2 separate regions of the Mus musculus genome follow, and region 2 is linked to region 1. Evidence: chromatin contacts called from ENCODE Hi-C or POLR2A ChIA-PET data. All regions are on one chromosome and are shown on one strand. The core of a region is the stretch at or near the end of the contact, and the rest is flanking DNA. Distances in the headings are between cores, read along the strand shown.

Region 1 (3,944 bases), core at 218-2,717:
TAAAAAGGGTTCTATATGTATATAATATATTTCATATTACTTCAGGATTGATTTAGCTTTGGCAATCAGCTTTCACTACTGTCATGTTAAATGTTATCTTGAAAGCCATATTGAGTGCATTTGCTTTAAGATCATTATCTTGACATACTCTTAACACATCTTAGCATATGGATTACGTGATTATCTGAGAACCCACTACTTTGAAGGGAGGTTTTTCTGTAGAATTAGAGAAAGAATGCACATTGCAGTTTGAACCACAGCCTAACATGCATGGCCGACTCGTCGCTGACTCTGGTTTACTTTAGATGACACCGTTATTGCTTCTAACACTCAAAGGACTTCATTTCTCTAGGAGCTGCTCTTGCAAGCAGTGAAGATGGCTTTAATAGTTCTAACACCTTACACAGTGTTTGATTTAAAATTTAATTTTCTGAAGTCTAAATGGTAGGAACATTGTGTCTCCTCAGACAGCTATTATTGATGCCCCTTACAGTAAAAAACATCTTTCCTATGAAATCAGCTGGAACATTGACACTGAACCATCAACACATGTGAGTAAATCTGATTCAAACAACCCACCTAGTTAGGATAAACAAAAATAAATTTGCTTCAATCAACCTCTTCAGCAAGTAACATATCAGCTTTTCCAACCAACGCATAAAAATTACAATCACAGTCCATACCGATCTATATATTTTCTTCCCTGGATTCAAAGTTATCATTTCTCTGTGATTCCTAGTAACATGAACCTTTCCCACAAAGTGATAGTTCATCTTTGAAAAGGGGAAAATGTCAATGTTCAAAATTATTCTAAGCTGCTTTCTCAAGACTAAAATTAGCACATAATAACATAAGCCCTTCTGGAATATACCAGTTCATAAAATAATTAATAATTAATTCAGAGTTCCCTTAAGGTGAATATCAAAGAAAGAAAACAAATCTAAATTTTTTGCCTCTGTGACTCATATGATTGATGACATTTGAATCCTTTTAAACTGTCTGTTAAGATTATTAAGCATATAAAATTATATTTTTGGTTCTATATCTGACTCTTGGGAGAAAAAGAACACATTAGAGAAAGAATCAAAACATAAGGTTTGGTTAACTTTACATTAATCGGCATGTTGACGTTAAAATTCTCAACTTTTCTGCTCTCCTTGCATACAGTTTTACTCAGTAACATTATAGTTAATGCATATTCTCTGACAAGTCCTGTAAATCACAGAGCCCCTCATTTCGGCACACACGTATAGAGTATCCTTGCCTAAAAAGCAGCAGGTTGTCCGGTTATTCTATCAATATAAGCTTGCCAACGGTCTTTTTCCTCTCATCTGGGAAAACAGGGAGGGACACTCAAATGAGAACTTTCCAGTAAATAGAAGAGAAAGCAGTCTTACCTCTGTCTTATATTATGTGGAAGGCTCCAAGCATGCTCCTCTCTGCCGCTGAGTGAGGGCTCGGGCCGTTTCAGCACCGGACAGCTCCTCGGCTTATAGAGAGCCTGGGCGCCTGACTCCGCATTCCACGCTGACGTCACCGGCTCAGCCTCAAACCCCAGCGCAGGCGAGCTTTTTCAAAGAATCCGAGAGAAAACAATCACTTTAGATATTTTTTTAAAGCGTTGCATGCTTACGCCACCTGTCTTATGTAGCAAAAACTACAGCTTCTTCCCCCTTCTTTTATCTCTGAGGCTCGAAATAAAATGTTCAGCACAAATTCCCTTAGAAAGGAAGAAATCTGTCAGATAGACATGACTAATTGCAAGGACATCTCTGCGTTTTCACGCCTTGTTTAGAAAGGTTTCTTGGGCTTGCTGCCATGTCATAAGAATTTTACAGATAATGACTATCTTTTTATTTGTGCCTATAAAGAAATACGTTCTCATTTCCTGGTGCAGCCACAATTGAACAGAACATTGCAAATATGATAGATCGTATTTCATATCATGACTCCAGGCAGAACTGTTTTAAAACTGTTTAGTTTGAGCAAAAAAGGTGAGATGCTTAATTTTTTTTTTAATGAGAATCAACTCCAATTCTTTCAGCACAGTGTTCAAAATGAGAGTTCACAGACGCTCAAGTTGTTGATACTTCTATATGAGGCCATTCAAATCTTCAGCAAAATCAGGTGTTGCAAGAGATAGCTAAGAAACTGTGCTCCAAAAAACATACTGCCTACCAGGAAGGGAGGGATTACTGCTAGAAGAGAGAGAGTGGGGGTGGAAGGGGGAGAGAGAGGGAGAGAGATTGAGAGATTTTCATATGCCTAGAGCCCTCTTGGCATCAAGAGAACATAGTACCACAGAAATACTTCTAGGTTTTGGTTGAGTAAGTTGAGGTGACTAACTTCAATGAATGAGAACCATCCAAGGAACAATGTCAGAGTTAACCCACCGCTTCTTGGATTTATAATTCATAACCATGGCTGTACTTTGCCGTGGAACTTGATTAGGTACCTTAATAATTTATACAGGTCTAAATTTTTAACTTTATTTTATTAAAGATGTGAGTCCTCTAACCCTGTATATACTGAAATATATTTCTGAGAACTGAGAGAATCTTGTTGTATGAGGTCCTCTAAAAGTCTCTGCTGACTGAACAATCACATTCCAATTTTATCTACCCACCAACTGAGTTATGATGCTTATGAGGTGCCAGATAGTTTGTGAACTACTGGGAAAAGAAAAAAATGAATATAGTTTTCTGGCTTTAAGAAGGCTTTAATCAATGGGGATGAAAGATAGATTATTTTAATATACATTGGAAAGCACTAAAGAGAAGGCTATTCAGAAGGCTTTGAAAGTTTTGTGGCATTTGCAAAACTCAAGAAGAAGGAAGAAGAAGGAAGTGTGGATACTTTGCTCCTTCTTAGAATGGGAAACAAAGTACCCATGGAAGGAGTTACAGAGACAAAGTTTGGAGCTAAGACGGAAGGAAAGACCATCCAGAGACTGCCCCACCCGGGGATCCAGCCCATATACAACCACCAAACCCAGACACTATTGCATATGCCAGAAAGATTTTGCTGACAAGACCCTGATATAGCTGTCTCTTGTGAGGCTATGCCAGTGCCTGGCAAGCACAGAAGTGGATGCTCACAGTCAGCTATTAGATGGAACACAGGGCCCCTAATGAAAGAGCTAGAGAAAGTACCCAAGGAGCTAAAGGGGTCTGCAACCCTATAGGAGGAGCAACAATATGAACTAACCAGTAACACACACAACCCCCCCCCCCAGAGCTGTGTCTCTAGTTGCATATGTAGCAGAGGATGACCTAGTCCGCCATCAATGGGAGGAGAGGCCCTTGGTCTTGGGAAGATTATATGCCCCAGTACAGGGAAATGCCAGGGCCAGGAAGTGAGAGTGGGTAGATTGGGAAGCAGGGTGGGAGGGGGGGTATAGGGGACTTTTGGGATAGCATTTGAAATGTAAATGAAGAAAATATCTAATAAAAAACAAAAAAGTAAACATGCTAAAATGAAAAAAAAAAGAAAGAAAGTTTTGTGGCTTATTAGTTGTTGACTCTATCTATATAGTAATGAGTAAGAGGAGGAGAGACCTCCAGCTAATAGACCTAAGCTGATCTTTTATTAGGTTTGTAAGACTTCCTACTCTACAAAACACTGTTGAATTGTTCAAAACTTATGAATATGAAATAAATACTAAAATAGTTTTAAAACTTATGAAAAAAATTTCACAGAAGTCCTCACTGATTTGCTCTGGGAAAGATATTTAATTTTCCTCAATGATGAGAGAGCATCACATGAGTTCACATGGACCTCACTGGAACATGCTGGGGCTACACATTCAATGTACTGGTGTATATTGATCCTTCACAATGAGTTGGTAGAACATGGTCACATACTAGGTTGAAAAGACTTGAGTATACAAGGCTTGCTTCTCAAGGAGACATTTTAGTAACATGAGCTCATTCCCTTGGATGTTG
Region 2 (3,890 bases), core at 49-2,548, 900 kb before region 1:
GTCTACTGTGCATAAATCAGACTTCGTAAAGATCGAAGGAAACTGCCCTCGAGTGTTTGGAGGCTCGGTCTAGTGAAACACTCAGCAATTAGGGAGTGTCAGTCCTTCCTTCTGTGCCTCTCAACTCCCATATTCATGGTCTTTATCACTTGCTGCCTCTTTATTCCTTCACGATTGCTTAGGTTTTTAAAAAATAACCACCTTCCATTACTGGCACAGGTTCGCTCTGTATGTAGCTTGAAGAAAGACAAAGGAACCCACCCCCACCCGACTCCCCTTTGCGTACTGCATCCCCCCACCCCCACCCCCCTACAGCGGCGCTCACAGTCCTCATGCCCAAGCGAATGACTTCAGAAGGAGTAGTTTGCTTCAAGGTTTGAAGTTAACCACCCGGCTCATCCTGGCCTTGGGCGCATAGCAACACCAGGCCAGCAGGGGGTGCAGTGTATACAGGCCGTCAAAGACTTGTATTTCTGAATTTCCAAATTCTGAGATTGTTATGTAAACGTCTTTTAAAATATGTACAGAAGCCGCCAGATTTATTTACAACCAATAGGTATTTTTGTAATTATACAGATGAAACAGATACTTTTGGGGGGGGGGAACATTCATACGATACAGGTAAAATAAATGTGCTGTTCCCCACCCCTGACCCAATCCCCAAAGGAAAATGTTGATCTTGCCAGGTTTTTCTTGTACACTGAAAATATTGGTGCACCTAGAAATTTATTTTTTTATAGATGGGATCACACTTCATTTTGCAACTTTTCTTAGACATTTTAGGCACTGTGTGTGCCACGTTATTTGTTATTTCTTTTTTTAAAAAAGATAGCTGCCTAAGATTCCGGTGAATAACTGGAATGTAGCTCAGCCTATGTAACTGTTTTCCTAATGAGCTGTGGTTGCTTTCAGTTTTGTGACTAGATGACTTTCTCGCACAGAGACTTCGCTGTAAGTAAGTGACATTTTCAATTGTTCTGAAAGATATTTTTTAAAAAGTCATAATAGAGGATGTCACGTGACCTGAACATTTCACAGTCAGTCACAATAAGAACCCTGTGGTCTTGCTTGTCAGCTGTGCCCAGGGGAGAATGAGAGTGACGTGGCTCGCAGCAACGCCTACTCTGCGCACAGCTGCAGTCGGCACAGCAGCGCATTTGACTCAGAAGTCAAACCACAGAATGACAGCTCAGTGTCTGCTGAGAAGGGAAACTCTTTATTTGTTGTCGAGTGGGATGGTGTGACTGAGGTAGGCAGCCAGTGAGCTGAGGAGAGGACTGGAGCCAGCGGGCTGGAGGGAAGCCGATTGGCAGCCCAGCGCTCAGCTGCCCACGGGAGACCCAGGCTGCGGGTGGAGTGGTGGCTGTCCTCAGGGATGACACGTGCTCTGTTTTCCACAGTTGGCCGCCCCATCCCTGTTCAGCAGACTCTGAACCCGACCTCAGAGCAGATTGAAGAGCTGCATCAGACATACCTAGAGGAGCTAAAGAAACTGTTCAATGAACACAAAGGGAAATATGGGATTCCGGAGCACGAAACTCTGGTATTTAAATAACCTCCTTCCTCCAAGGCATAAGAAAGGAAGGCAAGAAAGCATCGTTGAGAAAATAAATAAATAATTTCTCTGGTTTTTGTTTTGTTTTTGTTTTTTGTTTGTTTGTTTTGACTCTAGAATCAAGTTGCAGCTGAAAAGAATTAGTGGTGAAGACCACTGCTGTTATTTTATACTGTGATAAATAAAAATACAGGAAAATGGAGGTCTGGGGTTATGACCAAGTGGTACAATGCTTACCTACCATGGGTAAGGCTCCAAGGTTGGTTCATAACAGTGGAAAATAAAAATACACTAGATGATTATAGCACAGGATTGAAGATGACTAAGACTTAAAAATCTTCTGAATTTAGGGAGACTATATCATTCTTCAGGTTCCTAAAAGTCTTAGAATTACTCATGCGCTCAGAGCAAAAGCAAAATACCAACTTCAAAGCGCCTCTAGACACTAACTGAGCAATTCTGTGGCTTAGGGTGGTATCGTCACTGAGCAGGGCAGCTGTTGTTTGGCACAGCTGGATATTTAGAGACTGTGTAACTTGGCTTACAGAAAGCTGGAGAGACAGGGCTCTTACGTAAACAGAACATTTGTCACCGAATCATGTCAGTTGTATACTGGGTAACCTAGGTCTTTCAGGTCACATCAATGCATTTTTTTTCTTAAATCAGTGCAGAATTGTTTTGCCATTTTTGAAGCAGGATGAGTCTGCCACTTGGAATCCCATAGGAATGGCCAGAGTCGTTTCGCTTTACACTCAGAAATGGGTGTATTTGCAGTGGCAAGGCAAGTCTTTTTGGAAGATAGCATCGCCCTGTTTTAGGATGCATTGTAGGGTGCTGGAGATGTGGTATGCAACAGGAACACTTGTAATCTTCTCCCCCAAGAGCCTTTTCACTTAATACAGAGTCGGGGCTTCTCTGCTTGCTGGTCTCTCCCTGGTGCCTGGCACAGCTTGGGGCGATCCCAGGGCATAAAATATGTACTTGCCCAGTGGGTGGAACAAATAACATTGCTATAATGTGAAGCTTCTCCTAAAGCTATTCCATAGTAATAGGACCTGTTACAAGCCAGGACCCACAGGAAATGGGAACACTTCCTGCTCTCTAGTTGGCCCACACCAATAATTGACAATCCTACACACTGTCATAAGCTAGTCAGGTGTTGGCTATTTAGTCACTGAGCGGGAGACTGGCACTAAAACCAAGGACCTTTCCAAACCTTCTGCGCTACAGCTGCTTGTGATTAACTCCATCCAACCACAGGTCGCTCCTGTTAACAGGCTTCAAGTTCTCAAGTGTAAAGTCTGGAGAGAACCTGGAATGTGCTCAGTGCCATGCCAGGGCTGGAGAGATAGGCTTTCGAGGACAAGGACTTGAGCTGCAGTGACTAGAACATACAGAAACGCCAGGCACTGTGCTGTGTCCCTGGAATCCGACCCCTGAGGAGATCAAGGAAAGTGGACCACAGGAACTCACTGGCAGGGCAACCCAGTGAGAGACCTTGACTCAGAAAAGATGGCAGACAGCCCCTGTGGAAGGACAGCAGAGAGTGTCCTCTGGCTTCGTTGTGCGTGCCATAGCCATGCACATATGTCCCCATGCATATGTGTGTGCATGCATACATACTACACACACAAAAATCATGCTACACGACAGCAAGAGTGGGAAAGTGGTTCACATAGGGCAGCATGATCCTTCCCAGGTGCTCCACACGCGCCATCTGAGGATCTGTTGTCCCAAAGCTTTGAAATCCATCGTTTTGCCAAAGCAGAGCCTTTAAGTTATTAGAGACCCATGAATCCATCCTTTGAAGATGCTTTTCAAAAGCCTGGGATTGTGATTTCTTGATTTCACAGAGGAGTAAATTTTAATTCCATTTAGTGACGAGGCCAGGCTGATTGTCCATCACAGCTGGATTGCCCAGCTGGCAGCCGAAGTGCAGGCTTGGCAAAGCAGAGTTTGCAAATTGAAGAAAACATTCTCTCGTGAATTTATACAAAATTTTGATCTTAAAAAATGTTAGGCCTAAATGACTCGCAACTTGACATGTGGGAAACGTTATTTTCGATACCTATTATAGACGAGGGTGAACTTACCTCGTAACTTCTTAGGGTCTCCTGGAGACTTAATCAGGCCATGCCAGTGGTCTCTCGGATATTTAGCATAGCTGTAAGTACCACATGGATCTACAGATGGCAAATGGGGGTTTTGTAAGGAATCCATTACATGCAAATGCCACATCACTAGTGCAGTTTCACAGAGGTCTCTCCAGTTGTGAATGTTCCATCTACCATACAATCACATGAAAAGCTTAAGCAGCAAAGTAAACCAACCAGGA

The links. Hi-C counts contacts between places; a loop is a spot of excess contacts on that map. ChIA-PET counts read pairs that join two places held with the same protein, here RNA polymerase II (POLR2A).
Region 2: a loop to region 1 is called in a map of left cerebral cortex, with 2.9 times the contacts of the local background. The contact joins the enhancer-like site here to the promoter of Scg2 in region 1. A Hi-C loop is called at or near these places in 1 of 37 maps with a recorded cell type or tissue (left cerebral cortex). POLR2A ChIA-PET finds 5 or more read pairs at or near these places in 1 of 5 experiments (Patski).

The regions. Positions count from the first base shown.
Region 1 is chr1:79,438,559-79,442,502 of GRCm38, forward strand. It overlaps Scg2 (secretogranin II), which reads right to left and starts at 1,468. Exons shown (of 2, transcript NM_009129.3): 1 at 1,398-1,468.
Region 2 is chr1:78,536,544-78,540,433 of GRCm38, forward strand. Mogat1 (monoacylglycerol O-acyltransferase 1) reads left to right here. Exons shown (of 7, transcript NM_026713.3): 7 at 1,401-1,630. The coding sequence ends at 1,555. Among named protein-coding and RNA genes, the nearest start is that of Mogat1, 27 kb to the left of the region's middle. Within about 2 kb of position 1,299, at least 3 of the 3 ENCODE cell types and tissues checked have a DNase peak (open chromatin) inside an H3K27ac peak, as active enhancers do; they include left cerebral cortex, where a contact is called at or near this core.